2 separate regions of the Homo sapiens genome follow, and region 2 is linked to region 1. A link is an interaction called in ENCODE POLR2A ChIA-PET data of the cell type or tissue named here. Cell type or tissue: GM12878. All regions are shown on one strand.

Region 1 (4,000 bases):
TCTTGAACCAGTGGGCTCAAGTGATCTACCCAGGCTCCCAAACTGTTGGGACTACAGGCATGAGCCATGACACCCAACCAAGACTCTTCTTTATAGACCTTCTCCCCCTTCTCCCTCAACAAAAAAGAGAAAATTAGACAGCAACAACAATAGCAGCAACAACAAATGCTGTATTTAAGGTTTATTTTTCAATAGATTTAACGTCACAATGATGGGCTAGTACTACTGTCATATCAACCTGACATATCAGAAGTTAGTACTCACCATGCCACTATTGTTTCTCATAGGTTTGGAAACAGAAAACTCAGAGAGCAGTTTGGTTGTGAACACAGTTGGTTAACATGGGAGAGAAGAATCACTTTGGTTTGGCAGGAAATGACAGCAGAATTTCTTTCTATATGGTGGGTTGTCCATCTGGTCTGTCCATGCTAATGAGACAGATAAATGAGAACTGTCAAAATTAGGTAGCCACTCACTCTATTTCACTAAAATGTAAAATTACCCTTCTGGACTCACTTTTCAAAGGGATGAAGAAACACAGTATTTAGAGGGCAAAGCAAAAAACAAAACCTAAGCCCTGCTCTTCAACTTACTTATTAGCTGTGTGATTTTGCTCAAATAATTCTGTTTTCTGCGATTCAGTTTTCTTGTACGTTTACTGGGGATAATAATAGCACCTACTTCATATTCTAGTGTGAAGATCTATTGAGATGGAAGATTTGAAAACACTCTGAACTAAATAAACTGTTTAAGTATGAGTTACATTATAATATAACTCATAAAGAAAAGAGTTTCTCATAACCTCTGTAGGATACTGATTTTGTTTCTGGAAAGAATATAGTAATTGTTGCTGTGAATTGAGAACTAATTTAATGTTAAGAAAAGGGAAGAAAAACCTTTGTTAAAAATAGAAAGTACATTTTTAACATTTTCAACAGAAGATAAAATATTACTGTCTACATTTTTAAGTTTTCTTAGCAATTTCAGCCAATTTCTCTACCCTTCTAAAATAATATAGCAAAACATAAATCTTTGTATTCATGAATTGTTTTTTTTAAAGGACACATAATCTGTTTACACTTGAAGAGTTGAGGATACAGGAATATGTGCGTTTATCAGTGGGATCCTTAGTAGGATCATAAAGCTCTTAAGACGGAAAGGAATATGCAATCTTCTACTCTAACCCACTTGTGTTATAGATTAAACAAAGCTAGATTTTAGAGAGAAATATAGATAGAATTTTATCTTCCAAACTAATGTAAACATGATTAAAAAAAATAAGTACATAGAATAGGCCGGGTGCGGTGGCTCACACCTGTAATCCCAGTACTTTGGGAGGCCGAGGAGGGTGGATCACGAGGTCAGGAGATCGAGACCATCCTGGCTAACACGGTGAAACCCCGTCTCTACTAAAAATACACAAAAATTAGCCGGACATGGTGGCGGGCGCCTGTAGTCCCAGCTACTTGGGAGGCTGGGGCAGGAGAATGGCGTGAACCTGGGAGGTGGAGCTTGCAGTGAGCCGAAATTGCACCACTGCACTCCAGCCTGGGCGAGAGAGCAAGACTCTGTCTCAAAAAAAAAAAAAAAAAAAAAAAAAGTACATAGAATAGTATCAGAACTGGAAGCCCAAAGGTCAATTAAAAAAATTTAAAAAACAAATTGCAAAGATGTTAAGATTGTTTCCCATTTTTATAGTTCATACTTACTTACTATTTTCATTCATTTTGTTGATTGACAGCATTCACTATAGATAAGAGGTAGTTCATGGCAGTGGTTTAATATAAATTATTAGAGAAAATTTAAATACAGAAAGTTCAAGAAATTCATATTTCTGTGATGGAAAAAAGACTAGTATTATTTTACTTGAGCTATGGAATACTACAATTTAATATCTATAACACTTGTGCTTTTCATGGATACATTTTAAGAACCACTGATTTAAACAAGTGACACATTAATACACTTATTTGTTCACTATTATCATATTCATTTGGTGTTAGAATTCTGTAAATGTAGAATTAAGTCACTAGAAAATCCTTAAAATAAGCCTTCTCTATACCAGATTCAGTGAATTTCATGTATATAAGATGGATAATTATTAAGCAGCTTGCATAAAGATATTCCACAGTCCTTTTGGTAAACTTGTACCTGTGTGTAACAATCTTTTATTCTGAGGAAACCAAAATTTTCCTTGAAATGATTTATATATTAGTTGTATGTCTTCAGACTCACTAAGTTCATATACTTTTATTTCTTTTATTTATTTATTTTTTTTGGAGACGGAGTCTGGCTTTGTCGCCCAGGCTGGAGTGCAGTGGCGCGATCTCCGCTCACGCAAGCTCCGCCTCCTGGGTTCACGCCCTTCTCCTGCCTCAGCCTCCGGAGTAGCTGGACTTTCATTTCTTAATAGTGAATTGTAGAATTTGGATGTAGAATTTGGAAGTTGGACATCTCTCAAGCTTCTTTTAAATTAAAATATCATAATTTATCCTAAACAATTGAAGATAAATATTCCATGGTATTAAGTATAGGGAAATGACATATCTCATTTATTCTCTTTTCTATATTAAACATTTAATTCCAAAAATATTATAATAACTAGCAGTGAATATATGAATTTACGTTTGGAGTTAAAAAGCACTTCACATACATATTTCATTTAATTTAAATAAAGTACAACTGCTGAAGATAGATCGATAGATGTTATATCAGTATAACTGTATCGCAAACCACCATGTTTAATTTTTGTGTTGGGATTCTATGCCTACTACACATTATTTGTGTTTAAATAGTTCTCTGTCTTATTCTTCTCTTGTTTATATTACATGTTTAGGAATTTTGTGTTTATTATTTTAGAAAATGAGATTATATAGTAGTTTTGTTTCGGTGTTTTAGAATAAATGGAATTTCTATAAAAAGAGTTTTCTATTTTTTTTTCTAGTGGAAAACTAGGTGATGGTGCATATGACTTTATCCCTAGGAAAAGCATTAGTTTTGTAATGGGGTTTCATGAAGTTTACTTCCGTTCACTTTTTTCCCTGCCTGTTTAAAAAAAATCCTGTTTAGTTTACATGATGTGTAGGAAAGCGTTGGGAAAACATTATTTGTTTTTTTACAATCAGTGATTTAAAAACATAGTCATTAGTGTGTCTGTGTGTTTTAAATTTGTATATGAATTTCTGTGATGCCTTATCTGCTCTGCTCTTTGCTATGTGCCATTAACCTAAATTTGGTAGAGTGTGGTGGTGGTGTATTCTTAGTATTTGCTTATGATTATTTTATGAGTTCTTTGATAATATTATTCCCAGGCAGAGAAAAATCAAAAATCTTCTTTCCATATTCTTTAGTTTGAATGTCAGTGCTTGTATAATATCAAGATAGAGGTCACATGAAAATATTTTATCTTCATTTCTCACCCAAACGAGGATGGTTAAAATACACTGGGTGTGTTTAACATAAACTACTTAATGGTTATTGTGTCAGTATATATCAATTAATGAAAAATTAATCAAATGTTTCCTTTGAGGATTCTAGTTTTGTTAAAAGAAAACTTCTGTGTGACCTCAGAAAATTAATACTTGTATTCAGATTCTCAAATGAGAGTTGATAAATAATATTTATTTAGGTGACATTTGGAGCAAACTGTCACTTTAAAAAATAAACTTCTACTAATGACATTATGACAACATCCACATTGGGGGAACTCAAATATAGGATAAGATATATATTTTTTCTACTGAGTATAACTTGAAAGTACTTGGAATTTGTATTTATTTCTTGGTTCATTTTAAATATTATGGCAAAAACCACAGTTACTTTGGCATCAACCTAATATTTCAGCTGATACCCTAATTTGAAGTATTGCAATGGCCAGTTTGCTAATGAACATAAACACATACAGCATGTGCCAATAGATTGTTTCTCTAAAGCAGCGATTAGCTTTTAGAAAACTTTTCCCAGTGAGATTTACTATTTCATATTTAATGTTAATAAATGG
Region 2 (4,000 bases), 88 kb before region 1:
CAATGAAAAATAAACTTCCATCCAGTTTGCAACATGGATTTGCAAATAAGAATTTTAAGTTCTGCTATAACTAAATGAGAGATTTGAACTGAGTGAAAATGAGATAAGTTAACTATTTTGATGGCTCCTAAGATCCTGCTCCTAAAGAAATCTACCACCAAATAACCTTTTACATGAAAACATTAAACATTAAGACCAAGATACATTGTGCTACAATTCTGCGTTACTGTTAAGTGTATGTATGTCCAATTTTACATTCAATTTACTGTCAAAATTAATTTTTTATTTAGAAATAAAAAATATTATGAGAATTATATGATAGAAAAACAAGTAAAAATAAACAAGAAAAAAGTAAAAGTTCACTATGTTCTGTAGCCTGAGTTAAAAGAAATTGAGAATAAGTTAACAGGTGTTTCTGAATGCTAGACTTTAATCCTAGTTTTAGTTCTGCTATCATATTGAAGTCATATACTATTTTAAGACATAAGCTCACTTTTTTTAAAGTACATAGTATGAAGATAGTACTCTAAATGAACACCAGTGTTTGAGTTGTATATTAGGAACTGAAAGACTATGATAATATAAATTCTGAAAAGAGGCTAAAAACACTTGACAGCCTTTTTATAAACACTGAAAAGATTTAAGAGACACCAAAGAGATGTTTGTTTAAGAACTACAGAAGACCATAATAGCTTGGTCAATTTAGACAAAGTGCAAAGGCCTAAATTTAAAAAGAACGTCGGTATTTGAATTTAGAAAAAGAGAAAGGAAACTGCATTGAAAGTGCTTTTTAATGAATGAATGATTAGACAGCAGTGGAATATTTTATAACACTTTATTGATGAAGGGTTTTATCTCTATGATAATTTTTATTACAAATATAGTACCAAATCTGTTTAAAGCACTGTATTAAGAAATAAGAGCACTATAAAAACAGTTGACTGAGTCTTTCTCTAAAATTGCTCTAACATAGCAGTGTAGATAAGATACACATACAAGAAAAAATATATTTTATTGAGATAAATGATAACATTATTGATGTAGATAGTAGGTGCTAAATAAGTTAACCTAAAGGGAATCACAAAGCATTCATTTATAACATATGGTATCAGCATAGTTCAGGGGCAAAAATAAAAATGTGGTGTAGCAATTTAACAGAATTAAAGCTGTATATAAATAAAGTGTAACAGACTATATTGTCTTTCCATATACATAGGTTTTTGTCTATAGTTTTTTTGAGCATATTTGATCTGATTTCATTTAAAAATGCTTAAGCAAAAATTTTTCATTTTAAAGACTCCCAATGAGGGCAAACAAACAAAAACTAGGCAATTTTTAGTCCTTGGAGGAGAAAACTTAGTTGGCAGGTTGTCCTAAACTTTGCACTCCCTATGTAAGCATAGGTTAGTTCAGCTGATTGTTGCTATGTGAGGTTTTTCTAGGCACTTACATTATACAAATGCTCTAATTTAGAGTTGACCAAGGTCTGGATAGAAAAATTTGAATCTGATATATGTTATTTGGGGTACTACATTTTGAAGAGCAAGCGTAAGAAATAGGCACTCTGATGTGGAAGAAAATATGTTTTTCATTAGTTTGATTTGTTCGTTTAAAAAAATGACATCAGACATTTGGGAAAAGGTTTTTAAATATTGGGAAGGAAATCAATATAAAGTTAAGGTACAAGCCTGAGCAACATAGAGAGACCCCCATCTCTAAAAGAGTTTTTTTAGAAATTAGTCAGATGTGGTGGTGCACATCTGTAGTCCCAGTTACTCGGGAGGCTGAGGTGGGATTATTGCTCAAGCCCAGGAGTTCGAGGCTGCAGTGAACTATATAGTCACAACACTGTACCCCAGCCTGGGCAACAGAGAGCTATCCTGACTCTCTTAAAAAAAAAAAAAGAAAAGAAAAGAAAATTAAGTTACAAAACAATGATCAGCTTTTATGTCACTGCAATAATTAACTGTAATAATTTCAATCACACTAATTTAAGAATGTTCTTTGTAAAACTGCTATTTAGAATATTCATTTGCTTATCAAAGAAATGCAAATAAAACCCTTAGCCATGAATGAGGCATTGCTCTAAGACTTGATTTGATCAACTATAAATATTAACTCATGTAAACCATATTAAAAACAAAACTTAGGTAAGTTTTATTATTTTCATCTACTATTAACAGATGAGAAAACTGAGACTATTAAGAAACTTGTCCAACTGTTAAGTAACAGAGTAAATCATAGGAGCCTGGATTTGACAGCAGGCCTTCTGGATTGAAAGATCTTGATAATTATATAGCCAATGGTACTTTTGCCAGTATCCCCTGGGTCAAATTCCTCTTGGAGTACTGACCTGGAATTTTTTTTTTTTTTTTAATCTGGGCTGATGATTTCACAGCCTTCCCAGACAATATGAGCTATGTAACCAACACTGTGTTTCCTCTTTTATCTGATTACTATGTTTGCAGAAGTAAGTTTTGTGTTCAATTGTGGCTTTTTCATAACCAAGATTTCTTGATATTTTTCTTTCCCCTTTGCATCTTAGTTTCTCTTATTATTTTCTGAATTTACCCTGAATTCGAATTCTTGTAGGAAGTACTGGTGGATAAATCAATCAACCAGCTTCAAAAGTAGCCATAAATCACTCTTAAAAATAACTATTTCATGTTTTCCCATTTATAAATCAAAGGACTAGAGGCTACTATCAATTATTTAAGATAAAACATAGCTAAACTAAAGGTTCACTTGACAGTGATCTTCACTGCTTTTAAAATTTAACGGGGAAAACATATACACATTCGATTATATTTGGCCTTTTCAAAATATTCATTCTCTCCTTCAGTAGCATAGGTCACAAGGCCCACTTCATATAGTAAGATGAGGATAATGGTAATCTCTTGATTTTACCATCCTACATAAAATGATGCCATGTCCTTTTATCTTTCATCAAAGGCATAATTACAGGGTAGAGAATGAAACACTATGATTCCAGATGACTTCTCTCTATCTAGCCTGAGTTCTACCATTAGCTAGCTGGTTAACTTTGAGTAATCATTTAAATTCTATGAGTTAAATATTAGATGAGTAAATATTTTCATTACACAAATCCACTTCTCCTTCCAGCCTGACTCTTTGATCATTCTCTGGTATTATCCCTTCATTTCACATAGGAAGAAACAAGGACAAGAGCAATGAAGTCACCCAATCAGAGTAAAACAGTCAGGTAATGGCAGAGTCAGAATTAGAATAAAGGTCTCCTGTCTTCTAGAATTGTGTTTATTAAGAAATCAAACGTTGCAGATGCATCTCATCCTCCTCTCTTTCACCCTGGAGGTTACTGCTATTCCAAAAGTGGTGTCTTTCTTTTATAATACTTTTACTACATATACATATGTACAAAAACAATACATATTGTTTTCTATGTTTTTAAGTATTAACAATTTATATGAGAATCCTTTAACAATTCACTTATCTTACCCTGTATAATATTTTAGGGATTTTTGTGGTGGTATTTATGTATTTATATATGTATTGATTTATGTAGTACATATATATGTATGTGTGTATATATATGTATTTGTTGTAGTATTTAGTTGCTGTGCAATATTTCAATGAAATGATACACTTCAATTTGTTTATCCATTCTCTTGGCCAGTAGCTTTCAGTCTTCTTTTGACCCTGTAATCCATAGGGAGTAAAAATAGCTTTTACATGGTGAGCCAATTGATAGATAGATAGATATACCTCTGATACAAAAAGTTACCTTTTATTTATCTTTGTTGTGTGTGATAAACGTACTGTATTCGATTCTATTTTGTTTTTAGATGCTGGTTATGACTGACTAAATACACACAGCCTGCTAATGGGTTACAACCAGGCATTTGAAAAATACTGTTCTAGGGGGATAGTTTTCAAACTGCTATAACATTTCCAATACTCTGATATTCCTGCAGAACATAGTGGGAAGCTAGTGGGGGGTGACTCCAGCTTAGAATTTTTT

What was found. ChIA-PET counts read pairs that join two places held together with the same protein. Peaks named below come from ENCODE experiments on the same cell type or tissue, not always from the same donor. Only the 100,000 strongest peaks of a DNase experiment are listed, where the experiment ranks them.
Region 2: POLR2A ChIA-PET joins it to region 1 with 6 read pairs; 5 of 35 experiments call an interaction of 5 or more read pairs at or near these places.

What each region holds. Positions count from the first base shown.
Region 1 is chr2:213,075,181-213,079,180 of GRCh38, reverse strand. The region is part of intron 4 of IKZF2 (IKAROS family zinc finger 2); the gene reads left to right. Among named protein-coding and RNA genes, the nearest start is that of IKZF2, 74 kb to the left of the region's middle. In GM12878, no CTCF peak of the experiment used is centred here; no DNase peak of the experiment used is centred here.
Region 2 is chr2:213,162,789-213,166,788 of GRCh38, reverse strand. The region is part of intron 1 of LINC01953 (long intergenic non-protein coding RNA 1953); the gene reads left to right. Among named protein-coding and RNA genes, the nearest start is that of LINC01953, 2.9 kb to the left of the region's middle. In GM12878, no CTCF peak of the experiment used is centred here; no DNase peak of the experiment used is centred here; H3K27ac peaks cover 2,514 bases.